Regions from separate parts of the Homo sapiens genome. Here region 2 is linked to region 1. The links are chromatin contacts, found by Hi-C or POLR2A ChIA-PET in ENCODE. All regions are on one chromosome and are shown on one strand. The core of a region is the stretch at or near the end of the contact, and the rest is flanking DNA. Distances in the headings are between cores, read along the strand shown.

What was found. Hi-C counts contacts between places; a loop is a spot of excess contacts on that map. ChIA-PET counts read pairs that join two places held with the same protein, here RNA polymerase II (POLR2A). Pooled maps may share reads with other maps.
Region 2: a map of PC-3 shows a loop between it and region 1 (8-fold over the local background). The contact joins the enhancer-like site here to the promoter of PLCE1 in region 1. A Hi-C loop is called at or near these places in 7 of 168 maps with a recorded cell type or tissue (Calu3, HCT116, PC-3 and 3 more) and 3 of 50 pooled maps. POLR2A ChIA-PET finds 5 or more read pairs at or near these places in 6 of 52 experiments (A549, AG04450, Caco-2 and 3 more).

The regions. Positions count from the first base shown.
Region 1 is chr10:93,991,538-93,996,996 of GRCh38, reverse strand. It overlaps PLCE1 (phospholipase C epsilon 1), which reads right to left and starts at 3,066. Exons shown (of 33, transcript NM_016341.4): 1 at 2,739-3,066. It overlaps LOC105378438 (a long non-coding RNA gene), which reads right to left. Exons shown (of 4, transcript XR_946215.2): 4 at 3,278-3,777. RefSeq lists a silencer at 2,963-3,252.
Region 2 is chr10:94,040,685-94,046,143 of GRCh38, reverse strand. The region is part of intron 2 of PLCE1 (phospholipase C epsilon 1); the gene reads right to left. Among named protein-coding and RNA genes, the nearest start is that of PLCE1, 49 kb to the right of the region's middle. Within about 2 kb of position 3,408, at least 4 of the 41 ENCODE cell types and tissues checked have a DNase peak (open chromatin) inside an H3K27ac peak, as active enhancers do; they include PC-3 and PC-9, where a contact is called at or near this core.

The DNA of each region.
Region 1 (5,459 bases), core at 1,817-4,316:
AAGTTATGACTAAATTTCATTTGGAAACCAGTACACTTTGGAGATTAATAGGAATTACCCCTTTGAAACAATCCTCTAGGGAAGGATTTTCTGAGATGATGAAAATGTTCTATATCTGCACTGTCCAATACAGTAGCCACTAGCTGCATGTAGCTATCAAGCACTTGAAATATGGGTGGTTAATTTCATTTAACTAATTTCAATTCAAATGTAAATAGCCATATGTGGCTAGTGACTACCATGTTGGACAATGTAGCCTCCGAGGGCTTGGTTCCCAATCTGGCCCACGAAAATCTATTTAAGCCATAACACAGATGAATTATAGCCTCGGTAAAAACCCTGCATTCTGCATCCAGGGAGCAGAGAGGAACACATGATGCTAGAGAGAGTTCTGCCCTTCTTTGTAGGCCACATGGTTGGCCTATAACAAAATGCATCTTTGATATCGTCTTCCTCTCTTTCTCCATTCCCTACTCCTCCATCTCCAACTCTCCTCTTTGGGCCTTACATAACTAAATCACATGCTTCCCTAAAACCCTATCAGAACCTTCCACCCCTCTTCCAGAAGCACCATGTTTCCTAATCACCTGTCTTCCCTCGCCTCAACCAAACCCCTACTTGCTCAATGCCACAGATCTCAACTGAACGTTGGGAGGAAAGCAACTTCAGCAAACAAATTCACACTCTTAGCTGCTTCTACTGTTTTTGGCTTTTCCTCTGCTTCTCCTTCTGAACCCAGAAGCTCTGTTTTATTGTTCTTCCACCGCAGAAGTAGTTCCGGCAGAGAGAGAAGGCATTAAGACTAAAGCAACTGTCCTATATAGGCGCCTGTCAGCCAGGTGTGTGGAACACACACGCGCGCGCACACACACACACACACACGTGCAGCAAGCCTCACTCTGTGCAAATCCCTCCTCTTGCCCAGGCATGGGAAACGTCCCCTGCTGTCTACTTTAGAAAACTCTTCCACCATGCACAGTATTTTTTCAATCTTCTTTTATTCATTTAGAAAGTTACAGGTAACAAATTGCACATCAAACAGTTTTTTTAAAGTATACAACAAAAGCCCAGAGAAGAATGTGACTAAGAATGGTTGTAAATAGAAAAACAAAACCAACCGCCTTCATTGGAATCTAGCTTCTAACCCACTGGAGTATGGAATTTTTAATGACAGGTCAAACTTGGACCACATCCCAGGAGTTTATGTTACTAAGAGGACTGGAAGAATGTCCCTCCAGTTCAATCTGGCTTCTTACCTGGTAAGACATGGCTCCTGGGTATAAAGGGAATTTCCCCCATGGGGCTGTAAATAAAGGATAGTGTTAATGGTAAACATTATACATTCCTCTAGCTCCTTTCAATTATATTATCTCCTTCTCCAAAGTAGATATTTATGTTGTAAAACCAAAGTCTTAAGATTTAATACTGGCCCACAATTATCTCTAGAGTCTTCTAGGTGCAAGCATTTTGCCATGAAAGCCACAGCAAATGCCTTCAGTAGGGAAAATGAGACATCTACATAAATAACTCCCAGAAGGTAGAGAGCAGAAAGGGCCCTGGAGAAAAAATGCTGCAGAAATCAGAGCAGGGGGAGGTTGGCTGTTTCAGGAAAAGCCTCACACCACCAGCAAAACACAGTTTGAAGGATGGTTAGACTTTAGAGTGGTGGATGTGGGGGAAGATGTGCCATCAGATGGTCTAGATGACAACACCATCAGACATTCTTCAGAAAAGTATTTATGAAGACATCGATGCATACAATAACCTAGAGATAGTCCACCTCTCTCCTCAATGACAACTGGGCACCTGTACAAGCACCTATGGGGTCACCTGCTTCCACCTCCCAAGTCAGGCTCTCAAAAATTCTCCCTAGTGGGGTCAAGCATTCTTGGCCTCAGTAGTGCCCATTCTGTGGCAGCGGCCCTGCCCTACCTCTACGGGGGGTATAAGAAACATGAAAACATACCAATCCTGCAGAGATCTAAAAGACCTACGGGCAAATTTTGCATAATGCAACTGAAATTATGACCTTCGTGCAAATAAAACTTTTCGAAGACGTGAATCCTACTTAACAGGTATTCAGGGAACTCACTATTTAAAATGACACTGATTAATCACTAAATGAGTCTTACACTGAATAATTGGTTAAGTCGGCTGAACTCAGTGTCTGATGGCTTAAATACAGAGCGAGGGGCGAAAGCTTCCACAAATTTACGCTGTGCACCTAACATTCGCCACGACAGAAGACTTCTTGCTCTAGTGTATTTATTACTGTAGCATTAAAGGACTTGAAGGCAAAGCTAGCTATTCTAGTTATCAGTTAGAGCGGGACCTGGTCCAATATTGTATTTTCTAGGACTTGATGTACACAAATCTCTCCAGGAACAATCTCTTGAGCACTTTCCTTGAAATACCGCTGCTAAGTACCGCCACAAAAAGAGCTTACGTTTTTCTTTGCACTGGCCACCTCCACACCGTATTCACAACACGAAGGGGCGACCTGAGGCAGGCGTCTGGAGTGAAGGCACTGGCAGGGTGTCCTTTAGCCCCTGCGAGGGCGGCCTGCATGCCCTGGAGGACCGCCCGCCTCGGGTCCCCCGGGAGCGCGAGGACACTTTTCCGCCAGGTACGCGGAGTCGGGCTGCTCCCTTAGGCGGGTCGACTGCCTTGGGAGAGAACCAGCCCATCCTTCCCTTTCTCCAGTCCTCAGGAACCGAGCTACAGAGTCGCTTCCTCACCTCTTGGCTCCTGGCGAGTCTCGCCGGCGTCCCCAAGCGCAGCGTCCCTCTGGGACCAGCCGTCCGCGCGCCTGTCGCTAGCGGCGTCGGGTGTCCCCGCTACTGTGTGTCAGCTGCAGAGCCGATGCCCAGGAACGCGCAGGAGCCAGGCAAGTGCCCGAGAGGCAGAGCCCGGGAGGCAGAGCCCGGGAGGTAGAGCCCGGGCGCGCCGCCGCTGCCCCTCCCGCCGCGCGAGCCCGCCGCCCGCCGCGTTGCCCACGTTGCCCAGCGTTACCGTGTGGACCCGCGCCGTTCACAGTCCGCTCCCGCCGAGATGTGCGCGCTGCCCGGACAGCGGCGGCTGCGCGGGCGGCAGCGGGGCCCCCGCCCTGGGCCGGGCTTTCCCAGAACTCGCCCGCCCCGGGTGAGAGGCCGCTAGCGCCACCGCGGGCGGCCGGGCGGGGGAGCGGCCTGTGCCGGGCCCGCCCCCGGCTCCTGCCGCGCGGGGAAGGCGGGCGCGGAGCGAGGACCCGGCCGCCTCCCCCGGAGCTGGCTGCTGGCGGCGCGACCCCTTCCCAGACCCCTGGCCCTGACCCCTAGGAGCCATCCTTTCTGGCGGGAGCCAGAGAGAGCGCTCCTGGGGCGCCCGGCTCCGGGAAGGGCGGGAACTCTGCACACCTCAGGCGGCGGGAATTTACTCTCACACTACCCCAGGGAACCACCCCTGGTTGACAGATATGGAAACTGAGGTTCACGGCAGATAAAGGACACGATCAAGGTCTCTGTAGTAGATGGCAGCACCAAGTCTCGAATCTGTTCTGTCACTCGTTCATTTAATACATATTCATTGAGCCCCATCAATGTGCCCAGCGTTGTGCCAGGCTCCGGAAATACTCCTTTTGCTGGTAATGGTGGCCATCCAGGACTGCGGACTCCAAATCCAGTACTCTTTCATTGCTCAAGCAAACCTGAAGATCTTCACAACTAGAAACTACAGGCTTTGCACAGAACTTCCTTAGCCGCTGGAGCGGCTTTTATGAGTCTTAGGAGAGCCAAGGACCTGGAAAAAAAAATCAAATCATCATCCTCCTCCCTTTCGCCTAAACCTGTGCCTCCTCCCTCTACCTGTTCTAATGGAAGACCGTTCCCTAGGCCTGACCTCTTCTCCTACATCCGATCAGGACCCATTCCTGTGGCCCATATCGCCTCCCACTGTCCTCTCCCTTGGACCAAATCAATCCTTCAAACCACCGCTGTATTATTCTTCCTTTTTTACAACTTTAATCTATGCAGAAAACTTCACTGGCTCCCTATTGCCCTCCAAACTAACTCTCCATGGCTGTGTAACCCAGCATGCCCTGGCTAATAAGGATCACCCAACAGAATGTCTCTCCCACTCTAGCTCTGTACCTGAACTTAAGCTGAGCCTTCTACCTGGAGCATCTCCTCCCACACACTTTCCTCCTGCTCATGTTTGACCCTTTCTTTCGGGTCCCTCTTAAAAGTGATCTCTCCTTCTTGGAGGCTCCAGAACACAGGAGAGGTTGGAGCAAGAAAGCACAGGAGGCCCAAAGAATCCTGCTGTTAAGAAAAATCTGCCAGTCTGGTCCTTAAACTGTCTTGCTGTTTTCTCACCACTAGGACTTTAATGAAAACTAACATGATTGCCTCCCTGGAGAGCTGATTTCAGAAAGGTCTCTGCAGAGGGCTCTAAAGAAATTCTTTGTTCCTTAAGATCTTGGCATTTTAGCACTAGGACAGTGAGAAGTGGTAATTTACTCAATCCCTGAGGCTATGTTATCCTGAACAAGTAAATAAAGGGCTGAGGAAAGAGGTAGCATCACTGACAATAAACAAGGTAGGCTATTTATTTAATATACAGTATTATATTATGGTTTTATAATTCATTTAATGATCAAATAATATCAAACTTCATCCATCACCTGGCACCCCCAAAGACTTTTTTTTTTTAATTTGGCACATGGGAATAGATAGCTACAAACTGGTAGATGCACAAGCAGTTAACATTGAATCCTCCAAATGAGTCATTGCATGATTAGTAAGCAAGGCAAATCTAGGTCCGTTGAGCAGGAAAGTTATCCAAGTGTGATAATCACTGTGGCCCCATCCCTAGAAAGGGGCGCCTTCCTCAAATCTTTGCAAAGAGAGCAGGTCCAGATCAGTGTCCTTTGCTCGCCCCATGGCTCCCTCTCTAAACGAGATTGGAGGGAAGTCGTGTCCCCGAGGCTGCCTCACCACATTGGAATGTCTGAGCTAACAGTACTTCCAGAGTGTTCATTGCTCCTCTGAACAGCACTGCCCAGACTTTCTGGAGATTTTAATTCACTCCCCAACCTCGCCAACAGTTGCACACAAGGTGCCTTTTTTACACCCTGCTCTCTGTTCAGTGAAACACACAGACCATCTCAGGGGAACAATGGCTCCATTCAAGACTTTTTCAGAAGTGCACCATATAACCTCCACTCTGTGGGCTGCTGCCAGCCATTATCTAGAGGAAGAAAGACTGTCAGATAAAGCGCCTGAGAATTGGGAAAGCACTGGATAATTTCCATGGAAAATTCAGCTTCAGTAAACTAAGTTATGCATCTCTTTATACAAGACCATTCTGCATAGACAACAACAACAGCCCCAAGAAACAATCCTGTGGAGACTTTATTTCAGTAAAGTGCATCTATGTTTGAAATTTCAGAAGAAAACACACATGTCTTTTGAGCTTATTAC
Region 2 (5,459 bases), core at 2,159-4,658, 49 kb before region 1:
AATTAAAAGGGCATCTCTGAGCACTTAAAGAATTGACAATGTTATTGCAACAAGATGTGCCAGTTTCTTAAAGAAATGAAGACAGGATCAGCCAAGAAAACCATAATGGATCAGAGAAGGCAGGACAAACCTGAGAAACTATGCACCAACTAAGGTTATTATTACTTTTTTTTTTTTTACCACGCCTGGCTAATTTTTTGTATTTTTATTAGACACGGAGTTTCACCATGTTAGCCAGGATGGTCTCGATCTCCTGACCTTGTGATCCACCCGCCTCGGCCTCCCAAAGTGCTGGGAGTACAGGCGTGAGCCACCGCGCCTGGCCCAACCAAGGTTATTTACAGCCTGGGAAGAGGATGAAATAAGTGAGAGACAGACATGTCTGCCTCCACTATCCCACCATGAACTCTTCCAGGGCTGGTGCTCTGTTTCAGGAATGTATGCATCCCAGGAACTGTAAAGGCATTAGGGTTCAGAATCTGCCAACATCAACAGAGAACCTACTAGGTGACACAGCTATTTGTATCAGAAATGTATTTTTTATAATATTTTAGAGATGAGGAGAGAGAGTCTATAGAGACCTTGATTCCAGTTCTGGATCTTCCATCATTAGCTATGTAAACCTGTTCAAGTAACTTCACCTGTCTAGGGCCTTGGCCAGTTTATCCATAAAGCAAGGGACTGAACGTGATTATAGAAGATGGGCCAGGCCAGACACCATGGCTCATGCCTATAATCCCAACACTTTGAGAGGTCAAGGCGGAAAGATCACTTGAGGCCAGGAGCTTGAGACAAACCTGGGCAACAACGTGAGACCCTACCTCTACAAAAAATATATATATATATTTTTGATTAGCCAGGTGTGGTGGCACGAGCCCATATTCCCAGCTTCTCAGGGGGCTGAGGCAAGAGGATTACTTGACGCCAACCTGGGCAACAAAACAAGACCCAGTCTCTACAAAAAAAATTTTTTTAATTATCCGGGCATGGTGGTATGCATCTATAATCCCAGCTTCTCAGGAGGCTGAAGCAGGAGGACTGCTTGAGCCCAGGAGTTCCAGACTGCAGTGAGCTATTATTGAACCACTATACTTCAGCCTAGGTGACAGAGCAAGACCCTGTCTCTAAAGAAAAAATAATAATAAAAAATTTTTAAAAAAGATGAGCTAGCTCAAGAATCTATAGTTCGTAAAGTTACCAAATAATTATTTTATATTCATGTAGAAAAGCATTCACCTGAATTAATTTAATGTCTTCATATTTTAGGCCATTGGAACTCAACAGACTCCACTGTTCTGAGCATATAATGTATGAATCCAAGAAAAAAAAATCGAAGTTTTGGGCTTCAGAAGCTCTTCTGCTTCTGTTCCATGTGCTTCTAGCTAGCATGACCATGTGGGGCTGGGCAGGTTGTGCCCTGTAGAAGGGCATCTAGCCGAGGAAGGTGGAAGAGACAGGGCTAAATTCCAATCTGCCCTTTGGCATGAGCTTTGTGCCCATGAGGCTCAGTCCAAACCAAAGCTGCATTCTGAGTTTGTGAGTGCCTCTGAACTGTCCATCAACACTGAAGAGAGCCATGGCCAGGACTGTGAAGCAACGGCCAAGTCTGTGTTCAAGTTTGTGTTTTGTATACAAAACATATAGTTTTACCTTTGCTTAAAATATTTCCAGACATCTCCTTTCACCTCCATTCAGTTTTTAAGATCTCTAATAAAACCAATCCTGTCCTTTATAATCACATGTCAATATGGACCCAAACCACCATTAGCCAGGATGCTTGAATGGATTGTTTCTAAAAATCTCAATCCAAGGGTTGAGACATTGTGCATAATGGCAGCATAAATGGAAAGTGGGGACAACCTTTCAAGGTGATTCCTTGGAAAGGGACATTATTTAGCTGAGCAAGACCTGGAGTTTAAATCTATTTCATTACTTTCACATTTCCAAAACATGGTAGCTACTAAATGTACTCGGCAAAAATACAGAAAAATAAAAACTCTGAGAAAAACAGTCACTGGATTCTCAGGGCATCTAATGTGTTTTCTTTGCATGTAGATGGTGATTCTTTGCCACCACTAGCAAGTCATTCATTTTGAGGCTCCTGACTTTTCTAGCAACCAATTAGATTTGCACTGGTTCATTCACATTCTTTTTCCTTTATGCTGTGATCAATAGCTACCAAGACCATTCATTCTGGATTTCCTGGGTCAGTCTCAATTTCAAATATTCTGCCCCTCTTTCCTCTGAATAAAAAGTTCCCAATTTTTTGTTTGGAAAATATGGTCACCATAATAATGGCATTCTCCTCACAAAAATATTAGTCAGGCCAGAGTCATACCATCATTACACTGCCCATATTTGGTTTGTGGCCATCAAAAGGAGAACTGGCTGGTTCAACCAGGGTCTGAAGCCATTTTCTTGGTCTCATTAAAGAGACAAATAATGCATTTGCTATTAAACAATTTAGAACTCAAATAAACTTTCCCCTTGTCCTGGAAGAGAGTTTCTCAAGGCTAAGGAGTTACTATCTGATGGAAGGGTACAAAAATCTGGAAAAAATGAAGCTATGGGGCTTTCCAACTGCCAAACTCCCACAGGCTGGCTCCCAATGCACATCACACTCACTATTAAAGTGTCACCATTTATAATTTGGTGCTAAATCTTTCTGAAGCTAAGCTACTCAGCATGGTCTACCAACAAATTGATTCTCTATTCCTTATTCTATTAAAACATAGGGATAAAATGAAGTAGGTGTTGGTGATAAAAGTTATCTAATCTCAAGTTGAAAATGAAGTTATTATTCATTCATGCCAGCACCCTGAAAGGCAAACCAAAGCGTCGGGTTTCCATAGCGGGTTCGACTGCGCTTGCAGCATTTATGAAAGGAAAACAGGGTGCCTCTGGTTTTGTTTTGTTGCCTCCTCTGTAGTTTTGTGTCTGTTTTTCCTCCAGGTGCCTCACTCTGAATCCTTTAGAGCATGGAGTAAGAGGAGAAAAGTTATACTTGCAGGGAGGTTTAAATAGTGTTTGCCAAGCACTTTAATATACAACACGCTTAGATCTTTTTCCTACCGCCTCACAACCTTGTGAAGTAGGTGAAAACTTCATTCTAATGGTGTGATTATGGAAAGAAATGCTACTGAGTCATGTCTTTCATACTTAGGTCGGTTGGTCAGAACCCTGAGAGATCACAGAAAACTAAATTAAAATGGAAAAATACTAACATACGTTGCCAGTATTTTTGGGTATCTCAGCATGATTGTGAATAAGCTATAGATTCTGACTCAAGATGTGTGCAGTTTGCTTTGGACTTTGCTCTTGCTTACTTACTTATAAAACTTCTTAACTGTACTTCTAAATTATAGCAATTCTGTAAAACATTCAAACCTTGGGGCTTGGTTTCCTCCTCCTAGCAGGCTGAGTCATAAAAAATAAATCTTAGCCATTTCAATAGACAACACACCCCTCGCATTAAGAATTGGTATTGTTCCCTGCATCTCCCATTTCATCCAAAAGTCACACCCAGTTCACATTTGAAGAAAAAAAAGAGCTCAGGGACTCATCCAGCTCAACATTTGCACATTTAATAAGAGAACAGAATTTCTGCCAAGTTATAGGGGTAAGTTGCATCAGAATCTTCCAGAGGAACTTAGGAGCAGTTATGAGTATGGACTTTAGAGGTAGCCAGACCTGGGTTCAAGTGCTAACATGGTGTGACATTGGTCACACAGGACCCAATGAAATGGGGGTGTTTAACCTCATAGACAGTCGCCATGAGAATGAAAGGAAAGAAAAGATAAAAGACAAGACATCTGGGAAGCCCAGTGTAAGACACAGAAAGCATCCAGCCAGTACTTACCATCTTACTTCTACAGACATTTCCAGGCTTAGCCAAATCCTCTGCCCTTCTACTACACAGCGTCAGGGAGTGAGTCACAAGATTCATTCCAAATCAAACCTCAAGGAGGCATTGCTGAGGGAGGTAGAATACTCAACCTGAAACTCAGGGTCAGGATTTAAATCAGGAAGCCACAGACTGGCACAATTTTAGACTTAAGAGGAAGTGTTAATTTATAATTTGTTAAATTACTATATGCAAATTATAGACACAGTGCCTGACATACAGCAGGCAATGAATACATGTCTGCCCTCCCTCTTTTTTTAATACTGAAAAATACCTAAAATTCTCGGCCCTAAAGTGACTTGCTCAAGTCACACAAGCAGCCAATGGCAGAGCTGGAATTAGTACTTGGCTCTTTTTAGAAGAGAGGGGTGCTGTTTCAGGTCTCTTACCAAAAGTATTGGTGTCAAATGGTTTGAAGGAACTAGACAAACACCTTCCAAACCCCAGGAATGAAATGATCTCCCCAACTTACAACGACAGCATGCTGTCCCTATCCCTCCACCACCATGTCCATCCCCGAACCCCCACTGACAGAAGCTAGATTCCCTCCAGTCCATGTGGAAAATTCTGTCTAGGAAGCACTGGGGGTTCTGAAGAGCAGAGACAGAGCTCTGGGGTCTTGAGATCGGGAGGCGTGTTTCCTTCTTGGCCCACTGAAGCACACAGCTGTCTCAGGTGTTCCCTTGTAAGCAAAAAGGATCCAGAAACTTTCTCAAGGGTTCTAACAGCCAGTTGAAATGGGGAGCCAGGGACAAGGAGATGCAAACATGACCTTTCAGGCCAAGTCTGGGGAGATGACAAGCATGGATTGCTGGGTTTGCAGGACTGAAAAAGATCCTTTCAAATTTCAATGGAAAATCCTGATTCCGTCCTACAGGTATTGCACAAAAGAACTGGTTCCAAGCTCTGAGGGTCAGGCGGAGGACAGCTAACAAGCCTGCAGTAGTTCTGGGGAAGGAAAGAAGGAGACAGCAGAAGTGGGTGGAAACCGCCCTTCTTCATTTATAATTCAAAGAGTCATTCGAGAAATACATATTGAGCACTGACTGTCAGAAACTCTGGCCTAGGGTCCAGGGTGGGAGTTGGGGGCTGGCAGAGAAGACCACCAAGAGAAAGTGAAACTAAGCTCAGGCCTGAAAGCTGAATGGGAGTTAGCCAGGTAGCGAGGGATGTTCTAAGCCAAGGATAGGCAAAGGTTTCATGTAAAGGACAAGATAACAAATATTTTAGTTTCTGCAGGTCATACAGTGTCTGTTGTGGCTATTTAACTCTGCCATTAGAGGGTAAAAGCACCAACAGACAATACATAAAAGAATGAGTATGGCTGTGCTCCCTAACCCTTATTAATGAGCAATACAATTTCAATTCTATATAATTTTCATGTCATGAAATAGTATCCTTCTTTTGATTTTTTTCAACCATTTAAAAATGCAGAAGCCACTCTTAGCTTTTATTTTACAAATATCTGTATTGATGTACCTGAGGGTTCAGTCAAGGTCATTCCTGAACTAGGAAGATGGTATTCATTTCTAAACCACAGACTCTCTTAGGCCCT